Regions from separate parts of the Homo sapiens genome. Here region 1 is linked to region 2. A link is a loop called in an ENCODE intact Hi-C map of the cell type or tissue named here. Cell type or tissue: K562. All regions are shown on one strand. Links, peaks and the distances in the headings refer to the core of each region. The heading gives the core; the rest is flanking DNA.

Region 1 (12,089 bases), core at 1,819-9,818, 64 kb after region 2:
CATGCTGGCCAGACTGGTCTTGAACTCCCAACCTCAGGCGATCCACCTGCCTCAGCCTCCTAAAGTGCTGGGATTACAGGCGTGAGCCACCATGTCTGGCCAATAGTATGTGTTTTCCTTAATTTTCTTAACCACTTGCATATTACTCACTATTTATGATTATAAGAATGCTATAATTACTTTCCTTTTTTTTTTTTAATAGAGTTCCGCTCTTCTGGCCCAGACTGGAGTATAATGGCAGGATCTCGGCTCACTGCAACCTCCGCCTCCTGGGTTCAAGCTATTCTCCTGCCTCAGCCTCCTGAGTAGCTGGGATTACAGGTCTGCGCCACCACACCTGGCTAATTTTTGTATTCTTAGTAGAGATGGGTTTTTGCCATGCTGGCCAGACTGGTCTTGAACTCCCAACCTCAGGTGATCCACCCGCCTCAGCCTCCCAAAGTGCTGGGATTACAGGCGTGAGCCACCGTGTCCGGCCAATAGTATGTGTTTTCCTTAATTTTCTTAACCACTTGCATATTACTCACTATTTATGATTATAAGAATGCTATAATTACTTTACTATTTTTTTTTTAATAGAGTTCCGCTCTTGTGGTCCAGGCTGCAGTATAATGGCAGGATCTCGGCTCACTGCAACCTCCGCCTCCTAGGTTCAAGCTATTCTCCTGCCTCAGCCTCCCGAGTAGCTGGGATTACAGTCATGCGTCACCATGCCTGACTAATTTTTGTATTTTTAGTAGAGACGGGGTTTCACCATGTTGGCCAGGCTGGTCTTGAACTCCTGATCTCAGGTGATACACCCGCCTCGGCCTCCCAAAGTGCTGGGATTACAGGCGTGAGCCACTGCGCCCGAACTGTAATTAACCTTTTATCCATGGAATTGTAGAGTCAAAGCATCACATGAACTTAAAATTTTGATCAACATTGACAAATTCCTCTTCAGGAAATGCTATTTCTATTATTGTACCCATCAATAGTACAGCAAAGTGCCTGTTTTCACACGTCTTCATTTAAACTGGATATGGTTAATCTATTACATTTTTATCAATCTTATAGGTAAAATTAATATATATTTTAATATGCATCTTGAAGTATTGATCAGAATTATTTTATTTCATTTAAACGACTAATTTGTATCTCTGGTTCATTTTTCTATTGGGTTTTTTTCTTTTCTTTTTTTTTCGAGAGGGAGTCTCCCTCTGTCCCCCAGGCTGGAGTGCAGTGCCGCGATCTCGGCTCACTGCAAGCTCCGCCTCCCGGGTTCACACCATTCTCCTGCCTCAGCCTCCCGAGTGGCTGGGACTACAGGCGCCCGCCACCACGCCTGGCTAATTTTTTGTATTTTTAGTAGAGACGGGGTTTCACCGTGTTAGCCAGGATGGTCTCGATCTCCTGACCTCGTGATCCGTCCGCCTCCGCCTCCCAAAGTGCTAGGATTACAGGCGTGAGCCACCGCGCCCGGCCGGGTTTTTTCTTTATTAGTAAAGAATACGTACTTGTTCAAAAGGAAGTCTGAAATGCAATCACTAAAGACCCACGTTAAATTTAATTTTTTTTTTTTCCCTGGGAGAAGCAAATCATTTACCGCTAGGGAGAGTAGAAAAACCCTGACTAGGAGCAGAAAGAGTGAGAATTCAAAGTTGACAATTATTGCTCGAGCTGGCTTTGCCCTTCTTCCTTGCTCAAATGCAGAGAAGGCCTTCTGTTCATGAAAACAGGTATCTTAGCCAAAAACCAGAGCTGAACATTAGGGCTCTCAATTTTCCACTGGGGAGGGCGGGTTCTGCCTGTGCTTGAGACACTTCACCTTATAAAACAAAATTAGTTGATCCACTCAACAGGTAATTGCTAGTTAATGAGGTTACAGCAGGATAAAACAGATGTGCTCAGTACCGCTTAATGGTGAGGAGAAAAACAATTCTCCTCCTGGTCTTCAGTAGAGGTTGAAGGATAGGGGCAGGTGGATGAATAGGGGTGAAGGTAAATAGGGATGAATATACAGACTGATGCATTTTGAGAAACTTGTCAGAATGGGGTGAGAAAGAAGATACAGGACTGGTGAACATGCTTTTGGGTTATTGTTTAACAAACATAATGGTAAAACATTAAATTATTCTTTTACTGGGTAATTTTTTGTTACTAATTATTTAGCAAAGTTAATAACTGAAAACCATTCCTACATTGTTTTTTTCTTATTTGGTTAAGTTTTTTTTCAGTAAAACCTCCTTTGATCTCCTCACCCCATTCGAGAGATACTGAATTTGCATTCAATGAGTATATACTTCTGATAGCAGTATTACTCTATTTAGCTATGTTCACTTGTTAGAAAAAAAAAAAAGCAATAGATGCTTTGTGCTTTCCATGTTTGAATAAGCCCATTTCTGTCTATTTCTAAAAATGTCAAATGTTTTTAAATGTTTTATGGCTACCCATTTAAAATACATTTTTAAATGTAAAACTGTGATATCAGGATATCAAAACTAAAAGAATAAACATAGTCAAATTCTCTACTTTTAGGAAAAAGAAAGCATGACTCAAAAGTTTTAAAATACTTCCCCCTGTGAAAACATTCTGTTCCTCCCTTTCACACCCTTCATTTGTACAAGAAAAGATGAAGCAAAGGAGAAAAAGAAATGAAAATTAACATTGAGTTTAGGTGGCATATGTATTCCAACAGGGCATATGAGGGTTTTATCAGTAGCTACAGAAACCACTTCCTCTTTTCAGTGTTAGTTTACTAATCCCTTGAAGCTTGCGTGCACCTTCCACTCCTCACCTTCTGTAGCCACTCACCTCCTCTCACATCCCACATTACACTTCTATGTGCTATGGGATCCATCTAGGCAGTAGTTACTCTTATTTCAAAACAAGGATGTTAAAAATTACTCTACTCATCAACAAGTGAAAGATCATGCCTTGCAGCTTTGTGAGCTGTGCAAGGTGGCTTAGCTTCTTGACTCCGAAGCTTTCCTAAAGTAACAGATATTTGCTTACTATAAATGCTTCTTGAGTTGCTACAGGGGTAATTTGCAAAGAGAAAGCAGAGGCTCAGGATAATGCTAGATTTTTCATGTCTGGGTGGATAAGAATCTTTCCTTTTATGTTTATAAAATTAAAAATTGGGTGCATTCGGTATATGGCATACTGACAGAGCATGGGAACTGGACACTGACCAAGGTTTGAATAGTGACACTGCTATTTACAAGCTGTGGACTCTCTACAAGATAAGTAACTTGCAGATTATTATACTATCTCAGGGTTTATGGGAAATATATATATATATTTGTATTTTTATATATATATTTGTATATTATATATATTTGTATATTATATATATTTGTATATTTATATATATATTTGTATATTATATATAAATTTGTATATTATATATATTTGTATATTATATATATATTTGTATATTATATATATATATTTGTATATTATATATATATATATTTGCATTTTTAGTACAGATGGGGTTTCACCGTGTTAGCCAGGATGGTCTCCATCTCCTGACCTCAGGTGATCCACCCACCTCAGCCTCCCAAAGTGCTGGGATTACAGGCATGACCCGCTGCGCCCAGCCTATGAGGATTATATTTTTAAGGTAATTCAAAATATCTGAAATAGCAGGTGTTTGATAAAAGCAGTTTTCTCTCCTTTCTTCTGAAATTCAAATAACCAAATTTCACATCGCTGGAATTTTGGTGAATCTTTATACGGGGGAATTATCATGCCTGAATCTCATTCAAATACTTTTCACAATTATAAAATATTCTTTCTTGATTATTCTAATCCACATTTTACTAGCACAGAAAAATTAAGTCAAAGACTTGGTGAGAAAAAGTGGTTTTCCCCAAATGACCAGCTAGTTAATGGTAGAGTGTGGCCTGACATCAGTTTTCACGACTCAGAGGTAGGAAATGCCAAAAGCAGTCTTTCAAAGCTGGTGTGCAGTAGTCCTTCCCACATTTTCATTTTAAATTATTCAAACAAAAATTGTTTATCAATGACAACTTCCATTTTCCCCAACTTGGTAGTACTACCTTTATAGTTAGTTGCTAAATAACATATATTTTGATTAAATAGCTCTGAATTATCTTATATAACTTGTATTTTATTAATCGCAACAGGGTCTATTAATATGCACATATGAGAAAGTCATGCATGAATAGAAGACATACTACTGATTAATATGTGTCTTTGATGCATTTTGCTTCCTCCACTCCATAAATCAACTTCACATGGTCTGAATTTGGAAAACCCGGATATAAAGTTCTTCCTTGTTTATTGTTTTCTGCTTGCTACTCTTTTCTTCTCAAAAGAACTATGAATTTCTTGAAGGTTGGGAGAGCAGATTCTTAGAAAAAATATGAAGAGGATGAAGGTTTTTTATTTTTCTATGTTTCTCCTTTCCTTTTTTCTTAATCTCTGGAAACCTCCCACACTTCAGGGCCCAGGGCCCTCCTACTGTGATGTTCTCTCTGGGCTTTGTATAAATTCAAATCTTTTACCACTTTTTCTAGTATCCCTAAGGGATTTTTGTGGGAAAAATAATCTTAGCTAACTTTGATGACGCGTATTTTGTTACAGTTCTCAGAAGTGTTTGTATTTTAACCACAGGCAATTACATTCAATAAATATTTATTGAAGCCTATTCTAAACCTGAATAGTGTCAATTACAGGACCTTCCTGCCATGCCCACCACCTATAAAGATGCTAAGGAAGGCAGACAAATAAATAAATTAAATGAAGCATGCAGTCAATATGGTGATGAAAGCAGGTACGCTGTGTAGCTGTTGTACAGAAGAAGGAATGACTAAGCATTCTTGGTATAACAGGGAGGGCTTTCTCAATGACCCAAAGGAATTCATCATAAAAGTGAAATTTCAGACATCAGTGATAAACTAGTAGAAAAATTGCTACCCCTAAGCTAAATTTCACTGTTTTGTCACATTGAAACTTTATGCAAACAAAATAGAAACTTTCATCTCTTTGCCAAATTTTTCCCTCTGCTAAGTCACCCTACCTAAGTCAGTTTCTCTTTTTCTGTCTCTCTCTGTCTCTCTTTCATCTTCTCCTTCTCTCTCTTGCTCACTAGCTCTAGTTCTCACTCTTGCTCTTACTCTAAAAGCAAAACATCTGCACCATCACAGACTAGCTATAACCTCTCCTCCTCAGATTCAAATCTCTTCCTTGCCTTTAGAAGAATTAATGGTTCCCTTCTTCATGCTCTCCTCACACTGTATTTAAAACTCACAGCCTTTATCATATTCTGCGTATTAAAGTCACTACCACTCAGTTTAGTAGTAATAAACCTTTACATTTCTATTATAAATCTTACAGTTTACAAAATAGTTTCACATATATCATCACATGTGATCCTGACAACAGCTCTTTAAGGTGAGAATTATCTTTGGGTTTTTTTTTTTGTTTTTTTTTTGTTTTTTTTTTGAGACGGAGTCTCACTCTGTCCCCCAGGCTGGAGTGCAGTGGCGCCATCTCGGCTCATTGCAAGCTCCGCCTCTCAGGTTCAAGCCATTCTCTTGCCTCAGCCTCCCGAATAGCTGGGACTACAAGGGCCCGCCACCACGCCCGGCTAAATTTTTTGTATTTTTAGTAGAGACGGGGTTTCACCGTGTTAGCCAGGATGGTCTGGATCTCCTGACCTCGTGATCTGCCCATCTCGGCCTCCCAAAGTGCTGGGATTACAGGCGTGAGCCACCGCTCCCAGCCAAGAATTATCTTTGTTTTATTATGAGAATATCTAAACCTCAGAGAATTTACGCAAGATAATACATTTAGTAAGCAGCTGCCAAAGTTAGGTCTTCTAACGCTAAAGTTATTTCTCTAATGTAATTTTGAGACAATATTCTTTGCATAACATCTTACAAATTGAGGACATCATACTGGATTTGAATGGAGAAAATAAGCTACATATTCTTGAACTTTATAGTTTCCTTGCCTCTTATGTTTAACTATCCAGTAATTTTTATCACACTTTTTTAACATTTATCTTCAAAACTGCAAGTTCTGTTTTTGTTCCAGAAATATTCTGTGGAATTAACATGTGCATAGAGTCAAACTACTTGAACTTTATTTTAAAATATATTTATAAAGGTCTTTCTGCGCATAATGTATTGGATCACTTGACTCAAGTAATTAAACTATATACTGTTAATATTATGACTGGGAAATTTCCTTTAAATTAAGTAATTTCAATTATTCATTCAATTGTAGGTTTGGGTTTTTGCCCCTGCTACATGGAATAACTAAATCATATAATTTAAAGTAGATTCAAGTTTAGACAGAGTATGTCTTGAGCTGTCATTTAATGGAAACGGCTCAGAGAAGTTGCTACATCTAACTAGTGTCAGAAACTTTCCTAGGTTAGCTGACATTTATGAGGCAGGAAGAAACTCAAGTCACTACGTAGCCAACTTTCTGTTTTTCCCACCATAATGAATGTCATGTGCTCATAATAGTAACCCTTTCTAAAACATTAAAAAATATTTACAGTAAAAAAAAAATTTAAAAGTTAAAAAAAATAGGACTTTGGAGAGGCATTTCTCCATGGCATTTCTATAGATCTTGTGTTAGGCTGTTTTTTCAAGGTTGTTCCCATAGCAAAGAGCTTCTTGGAAGCTAGAAATGGTCTCTCCTTACAGGTCAGAGGACAGATTTATTTGCTGACCAGGATATCAAAGATGAGATGTTTCCATCTCCTTCCTGGAGACAATCCGGCATAATCAAGATATTGTCTTTTCCAGAGGAGAGGTGGAGAGGTTTGCCAGAAATCCCTGTATAAAATTAGGATATCCTCATCTGAGAGTTCCTCAATTGTGACAGAGATTCATGGAGTGATTATTATTTACCTGGGCCCATGTCTGCCTTGTCCTCTCCTTCTTTCTTTTAATATTATTAAATAAATATTTTCTATTATTATGAACTCCATGTACAGATTTTTATTAGCTATAAATATTTCCTCATTTACACAAACTGTAATTTTTTGCCCACACCTATATAATTTTCTGTTTTTCTCTACTACAAATATACATTAATAAACATCATTGTTCTTAATTTTGTCTGTGTATTATATTATTTTTAATAGGATAGCTGTGCAGATGTGAAATTATCTAATAAAATGCTAAAAAGATTATTTGAGATTCTTATTTCATTTTACCAAAATGCTTTCCAAAATGTTCAAACCATGTTGTATTCTCACTAGCCATGTCACAATGTGTTTTCATAACTATAATCTTTCACCTCTTCTCCACCACTCATGGTTTTAGCTATTCTGGATTATTCACACTTCCTCAAATTTCTATAGACCTTTTCAACATGTTCTTTCCTTGACTTTAAATGCTGTTGGCATACACAACGCTTACCCAGCAGAGCTCAGCCTATCACTTTCTCAGAGAGTTCTCTGACTTCGTAAACTACCATACATTATCATTATGATACTGACACTTACCTTTGTGATACTCAACCCACATGTACCTGAAGTTTTATTTCTGGCTTAAATTTAAGCTCCATGACAGCAAGGGTCTCATTTGCCATGTTCATTGCTGACTCCTTGCTGCTAACACAGCTTAGCATGGAGTAAGTAAATATGCACTTGTATGAATGAATGAATCTTTATTGAAAAAGTGAATTTTTTTCAATGTTCATAAAAATCTAGTGAGATAGGCATGGCAATTATCCCTAATTTGACCTGTAATGAATCACAGAAATAGTTTGATCTTCTCAACATCCAAATGAGTTGGTGAGAGAGATATAATTATAAGCCAGGTTTCTTGGCTCCTAGCAGATACTTTTTCCAATATATGTTTCAGATATTTTGAGTATTTCTGTGATTTAAAATGACAGTTTTGTGCAAATTGAGTTCTAGGGAGAATCATAGAGATTCTCTAAATATTTATTGTCTCTATGTCTATAGAGATACCTAATAATACCCCTGAATCAATAGTTTTTCTATTAATGGATTCAATTTAACAAAATCAGAAATTATAATCACAGAGGGAACAGTTTGTTTTTTCAGCCTTCTAGGGAACCATGTTAAACTTAGTTCAGCAAATTAGATGATAGTTTCATTTTGACTTTCAGACATGTCATGTGAATCACACGCAGATGGGTTTTTCTTAATTAACTCTTGCAATTATGCAACAGATTTTTTGCCTACAGCTTTTCAATTTTCTAAAGAAAAACCAAGAAAGACAGTCCAGCACGGGACACTAATCTTTATTTATTCCTCCTCATTCCAGGTTCTAAGCAACTAGAAAGTTCAACTTGTGGTAATGTTTCTGTACCCTTTTATGAGAGAAAAATGATAAGCTGACATTTAAAATGTTTAAAAAGCATCTCAGTATATGACACATTGTGGTATAACGGTATAATGAAAACTATCAGGTTTAACATGCTGCTCAGTCTGTAGCACAGAACCACATGCTCATAGTAATGTGCATCAGGAGTGGCCACACTGCAGTTTCAGGGGGCCCTAAGTTCTCTAGAAAGTTGGGGGCTGTTGACTCTAGATTTCTGATCAGTGTCCCAATAAGCTGGGAATATTTGCCAGGAGCCCAACAAATGGGACACCAATTTGACATATGGTCCTGAAGATAGAAGCCAAAGTTCGCTATGACTTAGGGATGGCTGAAGTAAAAATTCATTCATCAAATATTAGACTCAAAACTTCCTTGCTTTCATCATATCATTCTTTCTTACTTGGTCCTTTTTCTGCATATCTTAATTTCTCTTTTATGAACCCCTTTTCTTAAACATTTTTGTTAAATTTTATTTTAAACTATCTTCAGCCCTTTCTTTCCCCTTTTTCCCCTGCATGACATAGCCTTTCTTTGGGTGATCTCTATGCTTGTAACGTCAGCTCTCCTTTATTTAGTGATGACTAATAAAAACTGTGTTAGCCAGCGCCTGAGGTAACCTGAACACCTTGTAAGTATTCTCATTGTCTGCCTATTCCTTGAAGAGAGTAGATGCTCAATAAATATTTATTGCAAGATTGAATGACCATTCCCGAGTCCTACATCAATATTCCCAGCCTTTTACTAGACAACTCCATTATTATATCCCACAGGTGCTTCAAAGACATATCCCCATTTGAATGAACTTTTTTCCAAAAATATCTACTCTCCTGTCATTTCCTCTTGCTTAGTAGCTGCAACACTTACCAGTAGGTACTCCATGTTGAATAGATATTTATTGAATAAATACAGTTTTTAAGATTTAAAAAGTATTATATTTATTATATTATATATGGATGACCATTTATTCAGTATAACCAGAATATCTTTTTAGTCTGTATACAAGTAAGGCAGTGTGGTACACTGGGAAGAAATAAGTATCTAACTTTTCATAAACTGAAAATCAACCAAGCTTTCTAGTTTAGCTACTTATTAACTGCATGTTTATTGAGATGCTTAATGTCTTTGTTTGTAACACTTTTTCATTTCCAAAATGAAGTAAATAATGCCTGCCTTATAGTGCACCTGTAAGGATTAGACAGTGTGAATATGTACAAATTGTCTATAGATAATAGACACTTAATAAACAGTAACTGTTATTATAAAAATGAGGTTGGGCATGGTGGCTCACACCTGTAATCACAGCACTTTGGGAGGCTGAGGCAGGGGGATCACAAGGTCAGGAGTTCAAGACCAGCCTGACCAACGTGGTGAAACATCTCTACTAAAAATACAAAAATTAGCTGGGCATTGTGGCGTGTGCCTGTAATCCCAGCTACTCAGGAGGCTGAGGCAGAAGAATCACTTGAATCTGGGAGGTGGAAGTTGCAGTGAGCCGAGATCGTGCCACCGCACTCCAGCCTGGGTGATAGAGCGAGACTCCATCTCAAAAAAACAAACAAACAAAAAAATGAATTATACCCATACCTGCAGCCTCTCTCCAAGCACTTACCTTTAACTTAATTTCTTTGTTCCTTCTAGTTTATTAATAATACTGTTGTCAGTAATTTGTACCCTACATCAGTGAGAAGGCCTATTAACATTATAGAAGTCAAAAAAGGAAAAAAAATTACAAATTAAAAACATAAGGCACCTAATAACAGTATGAATTTGCATTCCTAGAATTCTCTCCTTGTAAATTCAATCTTAACTAGATGCTAGAATGAGATAAAACCCAGCACTGGCAAGCTGACAAGTGTTTGAGAGAACATTTGTGGCTGAAGGCTTAGGCAGAATTTCCAGAGGAGAGGGCTATAGTGCAACACTTATGAATAGGCAAAAAGCATAAGTTACAAACAAGATATAATGTACATACATGGATGTGTACCAAATAGCATAGCAACTAAATCTATTAAGAACAAATAATTAAAATAACTGAAAAATTAGAGTGAATTTACATTGAAAGATTTCAATTACTCTTTCAGAATTGAAAGTTGTAATAGACAAAAGAAAAAAAAGCAAGTTCATAAAGAGATTTAATACAATCACAGTGAGTGTATATCACAGGCCTGTTGAGCAGTAAAATATAATTTTTTATATGTTCATTTCATAAAATTCGCCACAAAGAAAGCATTAATAAAATCTTAAATATTGGCATTTTATAGGCCACATTCTCCAAACTAACTACTAAAATAAGAAAATAAATTATAATAAAAATTGAACTTGTTATAATAAGAAACTGACTCCTTAATAACCTATAGAACAAGCTAGAAATCAAACCTAAATTATAAACTTTTTAATACAAAGGAAAAGAAGCACTTTATAACTTGCGGGATGCAAGTTTGTCTTAGAAGAAAACTTAGAGCCTAATATGTCTTTATTATTTAAGGAAAAGATTGAAAATGAGGTACTAAGTACTATGTTAATAAATTAGAATAGAAAAAACAAACTGAGACAAAGTAGGAAGAAAAAATTAGAACTAATAAAAGATGAAATTAATAAATTAAAAATAAACAAAATATCAGGGTAGATGAGATGTTTTTTTAAAAAAATTATATCCAAATTTAGATCCATCAAATGCTTCATTAAACAAAAATATACAATTTTGTAAGTAATAAAAAATCTTGAAACAAAAACTGTGATTCTAAAATTTACAGGGAGGGGAAAAAATGCCAGAGAAAAGCTGAGAAATATATAAAAAAGAATAGTGACAGAACTTGCTTTAAAGCTAATTACTGAAACAAAACAGCAAAATACTCCAGAATTTGTTATTGAAATTTAGAGGGAAAATAATATTTGTTTATTTATTTTTTGTTATTTATTTATTTATTTAGAGACGGAGTCTTGCCCTGTCCCCCACCCAGGCTGGAGTACAGTGGTGCAATCTCGGCCCACTGCAAGCTCCGCTTCCTGGGTTCACGCCATCCTCCTGCCTCAGCCTCCTGAGTAGCTGGGACTACAGGCGCCCGCCACCACGCCTGGCTAATTTTTTGTATTTTTAGTAGAGACGGGGTTTCACCATGTTAGCCAGGATGGTCTCGATCTGCTGACCTCGTGATCCTCACACCTCAGCCTCCCAAAGTGCTGGGATTACAGGCATGAGCCACCGTGCTCAGCTGGAAAATAATATTTATTTATTAAATGGTTCTGGTACCACTGACTAGATGAAAAGACAACTTAACTTATATATCACACCATATAGAAAACTAGGTTTTAGGTGTTTCAGAGAGACAATATTAAAATTAAAAAACAATTATTTGAAATATTTCAACAATTCGAAATATTTAAATTAAAAAAATGTTTAAAGCAACTCAGAAGAGAATGGAAGTGTTTGAGGAAAGGGCCAGGTGGGACGTGAAAGGACTGACATTCCTGGTGGAAATGTGATTAGCTAAGTCTGTTCTGGACATTTAATCTAGCAATGTCCATTGATCTAGCAATTAGTTCCCATCACATTCCTATAGAAACAAAAGTATCTGTAGGAAGGATATATGTTCAAAAATTTTAATTGCAACATTGTTTGCATTGGCAAAAAAATGATAATGCTGAAATACCTGGAAATAATCCAAATGTCCATTGATAAGAAAACCGTTAAATAGATGTGTTACAGACCTTAAATCCCATTCAGCTATTTTCTATAAATGAATTCAATTTCTTGATGTCAAGAGA
Region 2 (12,089 bases), core at 1,747-9,746:
ACTTAACAATTACTTAGCTATTTACAAAAAGACTGCAAAGCACATAAACTCTCACTAAACCCAAATAAAATGTACTCCCATTTCAATTTCCCCTTTTCTATATCCTAAAGTTGCCACAGGCTACTCTAATGCCCCTTTATAGGAGGCAGAGTATGCCAAGGGGTTGCAGTGGAAAGGGGCAACAGACGGAAATGATGTGGTTTAAATGTATTACAATTGTATATTTTACAAAGGCATAGAAGCAAGTTGATGATGATTCTGGAAGAGGACCTGGAAGGAGCCCCAGAAGGTGATGAGCCCTGAGGCTTAAGATTCATCAGCTTTATAGTAAATCCAACCAATGTACTAGGTGTACGTATTGAGGAACTTGACTATAAAAATTCAGTAAATGTTTTGAGAACCTGTACTAGACAAATTGGGGGGATTTATGATGCACATGGTATGGAGGAAGGGAACCTATTTATTTATATTTTCATCTTAGGATTTTTATCTATGTGAATATATTACCTGTTCAAAAAAATAAGTAAATATTTTTAAATAGAAATTTTAAAAGAAACCAGTGAGACATGGTTCCTATTCCCAGCTTTGATAAGCTTTCTCAAATTATGCAGGGGTGAAAGAAGAAAAAATAACTGAGAGGTTCAAGAACCCTCAGGAATGAACCAAGATATATAAGAATACCTATGAGAATATCTATATCTATGAGAATATCTATGAGACTATTGGAGCTTCAATTCAGACTTAATTCTGAGCAGGAAGGGAAGAAGAATGAAACCACATAGAGTAGAAGGGTATGCAGGCGGAGCCATTGTGACATTAGAAGTCTGGTGCAGTCACAAAAGTTCATTTATAAACTCTCGTGCAGAATGAGGGTCAAGCCATCTCAGATGTTAAGTAGGAATTCAGAAACTGGAAGGCCAGGCAAGGCACAATTGAATGGGCTGGACCAAACTGACCAGAGGAGGAAGTCTGCCTTTAAGCAAACTCTCACATGCCCCTGTTTACCACACAGTCACTAAACAAGCCAAGTGGTCCATTACTTGTCTTGTCTAGGAGGTAGCCTCACACCATAGATGTGTGCAAAGCTTCCTCCCTTAGCCCTTTATGAGCCCCTGACCTACACTTATGTGAACATAATAAAATAATTGTCATTTTAAGCCACTACAGTTGGGCAATTTGTTACACGGAACTGTAGCCAGAATACTATTCTTCGTCCATTTATTTTTGAAGCAAGATACTAAGAATGTTGAGTATAAATTATTTTGAATCAAGTTAGAACATTTTTGTTCAAAGGTCTGGAGGAATTCCCTCAGTGTGTTATGACATGTTGTTAGATGAGTAGATAGATAAGTAACACAACCCTCAGAGAGTAGCAGTTGCTGTAACCTCCAAGAAGCAGAGTGTGTGCCAGTCCTCCTGTACAACTGCATTCGAATCATGCTGAGCTCCCAAGGCCTCTGCAGCCTTGCTGTGCCCTTTTACCTCTAACCTATGTGTGTGCTATCCCTTTTGCCAGGAAGTGCGCTTTCTCCTTTCTCCTACAGCTTCTCGCGTGCTATTTCCTTTCTACTACCTTTCATTCCTTCGATCACTTCCGTCCTCTCATCACCACCTTCTTCTTTATCTAAATCTACTTGGCACCACTTCCTCTAGCAAACATTCTGTATCCAACTCCATACAGGGTAAGTGAGCTTAGCTTCTCTAATTTTACAGCCCCCTGCTTTTCTCTTTGTGAGCAATCACCACCTGCAGGTTAACTGCCTATCTGCATAACTCTTTCACAAAATTGTAAAATCCCTGAGGATAGGGAAAAAGGCTATTTTATTGTGGTACCACCAATGCTCTAACATGCACCTAGAATTTAGCTCATAGTGTGTGCTCAATATTTATGGACCAAAAGGATAAATGAAGTATAACGTGTCCTTTAATACTGCAAGGATTCACTTCAGTGACCTTTTACCCCAGTTTTTGTTAGTATGCATTATGGACTAAATATTTGTGTGTCCCTCTCCCCGTCACCCCACTACAAATTCACATGTTGAAATCCTAACCTTCAATGCAATGGTGTTGAAAGGTATGGCTTTTGAGAGATAATTAGATTATGAGGGGAAACCTCCTTAAATGGGGTTAGCACCCTTATAAAAAAAAGACTCCAGAGAGTTCTCTTGCTCTCTTTCTACCATTGGAATATACAATAAGAAGTCAGCAGTCTGCAAACAGGAAGAGGGTCCTCTCCAGAACCTGATCATGCTGGCACTCTGTTGTTGGATTTCCAGCCTCCAGAGCTGTGAAAAATAAATTTTTATTGTTTAAACAATATAGTTGGTAGCATCTTATTATAACACCCCAAGCTAAGACAGTGTATATTGGCCAAATGGGACTGAACCTTTTTTCCATTCTCAGAGAAGAGGAGGAACCATTCTGTGAACCAATACCAAGACGTGGGCCAGTGAAAGCCATTGGATAATCTCTATATTGACCTGGTTCCTAATATTCTATGACCAACTATGATGGGCCAGTAATAAAGTGATACCCCCAATTCTGTTGGAAGTAGTATAACTTCAGAAGGAACTGCCCACACTCTCTTTCAGGCTTTTCAATTAAGCCTGGGCCAGTGTGGGCCATGCCCTGCCCATCTCCACAATTTAGACCTTCAGGTGGCTGTGGTAAAGGAGAAGGTCTGGCCTACAAAAGCATGGTCATGCTGACCCTGACTGAGGCTAGGCAAGGCTGCTCAGAAGCATGGGAAGGATGCAATCCTTAGTCAAATTACCTGGCCCAATTTTTGCTCTGCAACATATTTCCCATGAACGGGTAAAGCTGTACTCATTGATTGCTATGGTCTGAATATTTGTGTCCTCTCCAAATTCACAGGTTGAAACTTAGTCGCCAATGTAATGGTGTTGGGAGGTGGGACATTTTGGAGGTGATTAAGTCATAAGGGTAGAGCCCTAGGGAATGGGATTTTTTCCCTTATAAAAGAGGCCCAATTGAGCTCTTTCACTTCTTCCATCATCTGAGGTCACCACTAAAAGGCATCATCTATGAACCAGGAAATGGGTCCTTACCAGGCACCAACTCTGCTGCTACCTTGATCGTGAACTTCCTAGCTTCTAGAACGATGAGAAATCAATTTCCGTTGCTTCTAAGGTACCCAGTTTATTATATTTTGTTATAGCCTGAAAACAGAGGAAAAAATTGATAAAATGAAGAAAATGGTAATAGCCACATCACTAGAATGTTCTTGAGATAAATTAGCTGATAAATGGGTAAAATGTAAAGACTTAACGAGGTATGGATAAGACATGGTAAAAACATCAGTAAAGGATGAAGGACATCATCTCTATTAATACAGCAAATAAGTGGCTCAGCCATTTACCCATGTCCTTGAGCAAGTCACTTTATCATCTTTGCACCTTTCTGCTCAAATGCAAAATTGAAGTAAAAGTTGTATCTACCTACATATGTTAATAAATGTAAAATGCTTAACCCAGAACCTAGCATGCACTAAATTCTCCTTAAAGATTAATGAAACACTAGTATGTATTCTTAAACGCCCTTTGAAAGTTTAGGAAGGTTTTGTTTGTTTGTAAGAATTAAAGGAGGCTTCATGATGAAGGAGGTATGTTGTCTGTGTTTTGTTTTGTTTTAATTTATTTTATTTATTTATTTATTTATTTATTGTTTGAGACAGCCTCACTCTGTTGTCCAGGCTGCAGTCCAGTGGTGCGATATCGGCTCACTGCAACTTCCGCCTCCCGGGTTCAAGTGATTCTCCTGCCTCAGCCTCCCAAGTAGTTGGGATTACAGGAGTGCACCACCACGCGCAGCTAATTTTTGTATTTTTAGTAGAGACGGGTTTCACCATGTTGGCCATGCTGGTCTTAAACTCATGGCTTCAAGTTATCCATCCGACTTGGCCTCCCAAAGTGTTAGGATTACAGGCGTGAGCCACCATGCCTGGCCTGTTGTCTTTGTTTTAAAAAGTAGGTAGCATTTGGACATAGAAAGACAAGGAGAAAAATCTAGGGAATTTTTTCTAACCTAGAGAATTAAACAGGTACATTTTGCCGGCCGGCACTATGGCATATGGTAGGCAAGAAGCAGTAGGGGTGGAAAGAAGAGAGAGGTAATCTGGAGACTTCTAGTCAGTCCAACCCTTGGCATTTCACAGACTGGAACCCATAGAGTCAATATAGAAACTGAACCAGACCCTTTATTCTGGAGGAATTTCCAGTAGATAATTAAAATTCAGTTTTTACTGCTTGGTCTAGTCTGTTAAAAAAAAAAAAAAAGGAAAAAGTCAATTTTAAAATTGTTCATCAAATTATCTGCTCTGTTTTTTACAATTAGAAAGATACTTACCTTTCCTAAGTCAAGGTCTTACACACAGACACACACACACACACACACACACACACACAATTTTACCTAGTAATTAATACAGAAATCCTATCCCACCTTTTTGACTTTTCTACTCCACCCACATCCCCTAACCCAGGACAATTTCAGCCACTACAAACAAAAAAACTAGCTGATAGAAGTGTAACCCAAACAAATTATTAACAACAACAGCAACAACAATAACATAAATGTTTATTGCATATCCCAATAGGCTTAACCAGCATTAAAATGATAAAGAAAACCTCATTCTGTCTCATCGTCAACTGTTCTACTCTAAAAAAATCTGTTAAAGGTAAGAAATATTTTTTAGAAAGTCAATAAACAAAAAGAAAAAAAAAAAAGTCCCCTGGAGAGTATTAGAGTGTTTACCACTGGGAGAGAGCTGCCCTCTGAAGAATAAAGCCAAATTACTGGCTTTTCTGAGCCTCACTGATGGGGGGAGAGAGGAAGAATTAAGACAGCTGTTCTTGTCTTAGTTGGAGAAGCTGCGAAGAGGAAACTGTGGGTGGTATGTCTGCTGAGTAAGACTTCTCAGAAAAGTGGTTCCTCCAGTTTTCAGGTTCCTGGAGGCCCATGACAGGCTACTTCCTAGCACTCATTCTGAAGACTTTGGGGTCAAGAGCAGCCCTGGCCCCCTATCCCTACTACCTACTGCTATCTCATATTTCCTGTGCTTTGGGGCTTTTCACCTAATAAATAACTGTCCTTTGAGTAAAAACACACCCTCCCAAATGCCAAATATATTTTAGTAATGAACTAGTGCAGGAATGGCCCTTTGAAACTTAGAACAGGCCTCACTGAAAAATAGTACATTCTTGTGACTTTAACCTAGGGTCTTCTATGCTAGTTCAGCTTAAATCCTCTGTTATCTCATTATGGAAAACTCACTTTTGTAGGGTTCCTCTAATTTTCTGCAAAAGCTTCAAATATTTGTTGTTTTAAGTCCTCCTTGTCCATAGAGTCTGACTATGAAAATGGAAAGAATCTTATTTTTAAGGTAGTCTAGCCCCTTAGACTAGTCCAGATTTGACTTCTCCAAGCAACATAATTCAGAGAGCTCTTCAAATAAATGATGCTATGATCCTATCTGGGCATCACCCCAGGAGGCAAGTGTCAGAGGTGCCTCAGACTTCTGGACGCAGGCTCTTTGCACTTACTGCAAAGCCTTACTGTCTCCAGAACACTTCCTTTCTGTTTTCCCTCTCCATCTTGTATTAGGATTCTCTTACCCGTACCGACATCCCATCTCCTTCATGTCTATCAAATCTTGCTAGCAGGAAGGCTGAGATCAATCACATATGGCTCAGTTTGAATTTGAATCCCTACACTCACTGTAACGAAGGAGAAGATTTGCTCTTGACTTGGAGAATTTTAGATTCTTCTTATTTATATGACCAAGAAGAGAAGTTTAAGGGAAGCCTCAAAATTATACCACAAAAACATTTGCTCACTTAGCCCAAACATAAGGCAGATATTGAATATGGTGAAACATGGGCTGGAAAGAGTTGCAAAATTCACTCCCCCCTATGCCCTGGGTCCCTCCTCAGCAGGGACAGCCAAGTTGTTTCCGGCTGACAGCAAACCAGTCCTGATATCCTGTTCTCATGACACACTCAGGCCCTTCACTGTTTCTGTTCATTCCTGACTATCTTTATACCAGTTGGAAATCCTGCTGCCGCAGAAACTAAAAATGACTCAAAAGCACTCCCTCTCTTTCTTCCAAAATTGTGTTTCTGCACAGCCTGTTCTGTGACCATCACATGACTCCACATTTGCTCATCTGTTCTTATCTGCCATCAAGTCCTGCAGGTCTTTCTCTGGAATCCTGTCCCCAACTCATTGCTCTTTCTCGTCTCTCCACAGCCTGGTTCTGAGACAGAGGGCAGCAATTTCTCATCCCAAATGCCTCGTCTGGGCTTGCAGAAGTTAGTCCAAAGACAGATTGTGAAATCTTCATTGTCAGTTCTTGGCCTTCCCATCCCCTTTGAGACTCTTCTTCCAGTGGGAAAATTACGCAGGCACGATATGTACGCATACAAGTATTCTTTTATGTGAGTTTTGGTGTTACTAATTTAGCCACACAGTATGACCTAAGCAGCATAGGAATTAAGCCTTAAATATTTCCTAATCATCTGTAAAATATTTTTCTCCATTCCCAATATATTGTCTTAGTTCAGGCCTTCATCATCTATTTTTTTTTTTTTACCTGAAACTGGTTTCCTGAGGAGTCTCCGTGCTTCTCACCTGCCTCTAACCTCTTCTTTCCCCATATGTCACACTACTACCACTGTAATCTACCAAAAATGCAAGTATGACTGTTAGTGAATCCCCTGATTAAATGTCTTAGCATCTGTAGGACAGAATTTAAGATGCCTAGCATGATATTCCCGATTTCCTCGGGAGTTGTCTCCTGCTCTACCCCAAGCTGCGCTTCAGGTGACAGGAACTATATACACATGATAGTGTTTCTTGTCCACTCCATGCTGAGCCTCTACTTCTCCTGGGTCCTCCTCCTAGAATGGCATTCTGTAGGTTCTTTCCTGCAAAATTTCTGTTCATCTCTACTCTGGCATCATTTAATTCTGAAAAAAAAATTTTTTTACATAGACCCATAATGTCCTACATGTAATTCCTTTATAGTATTTGCTATTTCATATTTTTATTAAAATGTTTTCAGTTATTTTTCTATTCATAAAGTGTATTTATAGCAGGCAATTTGAAAAATACAGAAAAATATGAAAAAAGACAAAGGAAATTATTCAGAGAGAAATGTACTAACATTTTGAGGTATATTTTCCAATGTTTGTTTCTATGTATATAGTCACACTTTTCTCTATCTTCTCTTTCACACAACACACCTATATAAACACAAATGTAGGTATGCAAAATCTTATATATTTTGTAACTACTTTTATATTTTACTTAAAAATATGAGTGTTGTTATAGCCTTAAGTGTTCAGAGTAAGCTCTTTGAAGAACAAGAAGTGTGTGTGCGTGTATGTGTGTGTGTAGATATGTGCGTGAGAGAATGTGTAAACAAATACATAAAAACATCCAGCTGAGTGAATAGTATATAATAGACTCTAAATAATTATTCATTGAACTAATTTATTAACAACAATGAAAGAGACATGGGAGAAAGAAAGAACATGAGATAAGCTGGAACACATGCAAGGTAAAGAGATGAAGAGAAGACAGCCCACCATTTGGAAAGCATTTATGACTTTTAAAGTTTTTATGTACTCTGTAGTTGATGCTCACAATAGCCTTCTATTTTCTTTTATTTTATTTTTAATAGAGACAGGGTATTACTGTGTTGCCGAGGCTGGTCTTGAGCTTCTGGGTTTAAGTAATTCTCCTGCCTTAGCATCCCAAACTGCTGGGATTACAGGCATAAGCCACCACGCCTAGCCACAATAGCTTTCTGAAGTAGCTATAGCAATTATTTGCAAATCAGGAAAGTGAAACTCAGAGAGGTTAAGTGACCTGCCCTAGGTTGTTCACTTTATAAGTGGCAGAACTAGTTTTTTGAATTCATAAACTATGTATTTACATTACTTTACACAGCTTCTGGGGGAAAAAGGGCAGCAACATGATCCCTACCAAGGTCTGGGAGCCTGAAGGGGTATTCACACTGCCTGGCATGGTGCCTGGCACAGAGTGCTAAAACAGTGATTGTTGAGCACAACTAAAAAGCAAACGAGAGAAAGAACAAACAGTAGACAATAGTGAGTATACAGGGTAAGGCACCGCAATCCACTTTTCTCCATCCTCACCATGCTTGTTTGATCTGAAAAAGCCTCCTAAATGATCTGCCTCCTGCCATTCAACACCCTTTTCATCTATCTTCCATAAACACAAATTGATCATGACAAATGATGTATTGGTTCCCTTTGCTCTTGGGAAAACATTCAGAATATTCTCCTAGCTTAAAAGGTTCTTCAGGAAGGAACACTTTTTTTCCATCTTGATTTCTCATTTTTCTTTCTCTTGTACATGCCACTCAGGCATATTCAACACCACTAAATCCCTGAAAGTGCTGAAACATTCTTTTCCCTGCTATTCCTGGATTACTGTTATTTTGATAATTTTTTTTTTTACTAGTTGTTATTAGTTTTCTATTGCTGTGTAACAAATTACTGTGCTGTAAAAATGTAGCACTTTTAAAAAGCACAAATTTATCTCACTATTTCTATAGGTTAGAAATCTGGCACAGTGTGGTTGGTTTATCTTTTCAGGGTCTCATTAGGCTAAAATCCAGGTAGTATCCAGGGCTGCAGCTCTCATCTGGGACGTATGGTCTTCTTCCACACTCACTGGGTATTGGCAGAATTCAGTGCCTCATGGTTGTGGGACTGTGGTCCCTATTTCCTTGCTGCATGGTCCTCTTTCTCTTCAAGCCAACAATGGTGCCTTGGTAATCCTTGTGCTTTGACTCTGATTTCTGCTTCTGCCTTCTGTTTTAAGGATTCATGTGATTACATTAGGCCCATCTGGATAATCAAAGATACTCTCACCATTTTAAGGTCAATTGCTTTGTAACATTACATCTACAAAATCTTTTTGCCATTTAATATAACCTATTCATGGATATAAACACCAGAGAGTGAAGTCCATGGGGAGCCAACATTCTGCCTATCACAATTATAGCATCAAATTTGGCTGAGGGGCCCTTCTTATAAGATTCATGCTCATTTATTTCTCTGCCTCCATTTCTAGAGTATAAGCTTCATGATGTCAGTGACTATGTCTACTGCACAAACCTGATGTGTTGCAGCTGGCTTGTCCTTGCTAAGAAGTGCTTATTATTAAATTTTCAGGAATTTTTCCATCTGTTTGTTAAACATAGCTATTATTTTAAAAAACAAATTATATTCTCAAAACATAATAAATGCTCTAATTCATTTCCTGTTTATTGTCATAGTGTTTACTACGATTTATTCTCTTGAAGTTATTTTCCCCGATTCAATCCTTATGGTGGAAATACTATCTATTGAGGGACTACCGCACATCTTTTCAACTTCCTGTTCAGTGCCATTATTCGGTTGGTGCAAAAGTAATTGCAGTTTTTGCCATTACAATACATTATGCTGGTAGCTTGAAATTGACAATAGTGGATGTATTGATACCAAATAAATCAGCAACACTAGTTGACATCTTTTTTTTTTTTCCAGGTGGAGTCTGGCTCTGTCTCCCAGGCTGGAGTGCAGTGGCGCGATCTGGGCTCACTGCAAACTCCGCGTCCCTGGTTCACGCCATTCTCCTGCCTCAGCCTCCCGAGTAGCTGGGACTACAGGCGCCCGCCACCACGCCCGGATAATTTTTTGTACTTTTAGTAGAAACGGAGTTTCACCATGTTAGCCAGGATGGTCTTGATCTCCTGACCTTGTGATCCGCCCACCTCGGCCTCCCAAAGTGCTGGGATTACAGGCGTGAGCCATCGCGCCCGGCCTAGTTGACATCTTGATGTATTGTTTATTTGATTGTTTAGACTTGAGAAAATGATAGTAAAAATGTTAACAGCACAGATTAAGCTTAAAGCAGGTCATGTCTATAGCCATTACACAAAAATTTAAAGAAATATTATTCTTCCGGTATCTAAAACCTATGATTCAGCAAAGAAGCAGCTCATGATATTGACAAACAAAGGAAGTTACAACTTACCACCTAATTTTACTTTAATCTTATTAATACAAAAGAATCAAGTAATATTCTTATATGAACTATATTCATTCATCAGATACAACCATAGCTTGGCTAAAAATACAATAGTTTAGCAAAAAATAAAATAAAAAATTTCTGTGGAAACAAAATGGCTATATTACATTTAAAATAAAGAGTAAATTGTACACTATACATTCTTTACATTAATGTTTTATATTAAAAAGTATACATTTATGTATGTGTGCATAAACATACATTTTTACACCATCATGAAACATTTACCAGCCCACCACTGAATGCATTGAATATACTCCTAGAGCTCATCACAATGCCTAGCACATATGGCGTGCTCAGTAAATGTTTGTTTAATGAATGAACGGATAGAAGCCATGGTCTACATGATTGACCAGAGAACACAGGCTGAGTGGAAAGGGAATAGAGGCCAGAAAAGAAGCAACAGTTTGGGGAAGTTGGGAGGATTCCAAGAACTAGAGGTCAGTTGAGAATTTCTATAAGATTCTACAGAAGTTATAAAGTAGGAGACCAAAAAATAATTAAAGGAGCTGTGACAAGACAAAGCATCTCAGGGGTTAGAGAAAGCTAGGGACTAACCATGTGCAAGGCCCTGCACTGTTAGTCCACTTTAAGTTAATCTTTTATATACTCACAAAACCTTCATTTATCCTCATTTTATAGGCAAAGAAACTAGGTAATTAAAGTTAATCAACTGGCCCAGACTCATTCAGCTAGTAGAGGGTAGAGGCCAGAGTGTTCTAAACCCAAAGCCTGCACTCTTGAGGGCTACACCAAATGGAAGTGGGAACAAGGCTGTGAGGAGTTGTAATTCAAGAGCTTACTACTCACAGTGTGTTCTGAGGAACAGAAGAGGGGATTTTTGTTAGAACGTTGATTCTCAAGCCCTACCCCAGATCTACTGAATCAAATCTGTGTTTTTTTTTTCTGTCTTTTACAAGATATACTGGAAATGCCTATGCACCTTGACACTTGAAAACCACTAGTTTAGGAGGCAATTGTATCAGCAGGTAACCACATTGCAGATGGTCATTAAAGTCAAAGAAATCAAGAAGTACTATCAGGTATATTGTAAGATTGAACTTGCCCAAGTAAAGTGAGGGTGCTCCTTCTAGCATGTGGCATATTAAAATCACCTAGAGACCTTCGTAAAATGCCAAGGCATTAGTAATTTTAAAGTGATTCCAATATATAACCAAGGTTGAGAACTTATCAGGAGCATCACATTAGTCATGCCGTTCCTCTCAGATGTGAACAGTAGCCCCTACTTATCAAAACAAACAACGAAGCAAATGTCCGTGGATCTGACTTGAGAGGCTGAAGCATCTCCTCCCCAGGATATAATTACTCTTCAGCCTCACAGTGGTTTTTCTAGCCTTGCTCTTTACACAATAGCCCTGCCTTCCAACCCCAGAAACAGACTGGCTTATAGGATTTCACATTTCATGTGCCTCTCACCTGGCACACCCTTTTTTCTCCTTGCCACCAGACCACATCCTTTCCTTCCTCCAGCCCACATTTATTTCTAGACCTAAAATGATTTCTTAATGTCAACCTTTTATTCTGCTTACATGGCATCATACCCCTCACCAGGATTAAACTGTACCAAAGATACCTGGAAACAAATTGTACAAAATAAACAGAATTTTATGGAGGCTACACAGTTCTATTTGTTCAAATCAAGTATTATCCTTTTTAAAAAAATGCCACTAAAGCTAGTTTCCTCTATCTGGATCCTCTGCTGTGCAGTAACAATACAAGGCCCACAAAAGAGGGCTGAGTTCCTTCCCACATGCACTGCTTTTTCTCCAGTAATAGACTGCATTTTGGATGACTGCCAGGCAACAATAGTTGACTCGTGCTGGCCAGCTCTCAACATAGGTCTCCGAAGAAGCTGGGGAACAGGGCAAATTGACGCTTCTAGTTTTCTCTCAATAATCCCTCCCCAGGGTTCAGGTTCACATGTGGACTTCTGTTACCAACCTTGT

The links. Peaks named below come from ENCODE experiments on the same cell type or tissue, not always from the same donor. Only the 100,000 strongest peaks of a DNase experiment are listed, where the experiment ranks them.
Region 1: it touches region 2 in a loop (2.3-fold over the local background); 6 of 110 quality-filtered maps call a loop at or near these places.

Annotation. Positions count from the first base shown.
Region 1 is chr11:88,350,392-88,362,480 of GRCh38, reverse strand. All of the region lies in intron 1 of LOC101929174 (a long non-coding RNA gene), which reads right to left. Among named protein-coding and RNA genes, the nearest start is that of CTSC, 19 kb to the right of the region's middle. RefSeq lists a cis regulatory region at 4,728-4,933. In K562, for the core only: no CTCF peak of the experiment used is centred there; DNase peaks (open chromatin) are centred at 2,750 and 4,860.
Region 2 is chr11:88,414,577-88,426,665 of GRCh38, reverse strand. It overlaps LOC101929174 (a long non-coding RNA gene), which reads right to left. Exons shown (of 5, transcript NR_188511.1): 3 at 3,069-3,179; 4 at 2,052-2,285. Among named protein-coding and RNA genes, the nearest start is that of CTSC, 83 kb to the right of the region's middle. RefSeq lists a cis regulatory region at 4,753-5,128. In K562, for the core only: no CTCF peak of the experiment used is centred there; DNase peaks (open chromatin) are centred at 4,875, 5,965 and 6,215.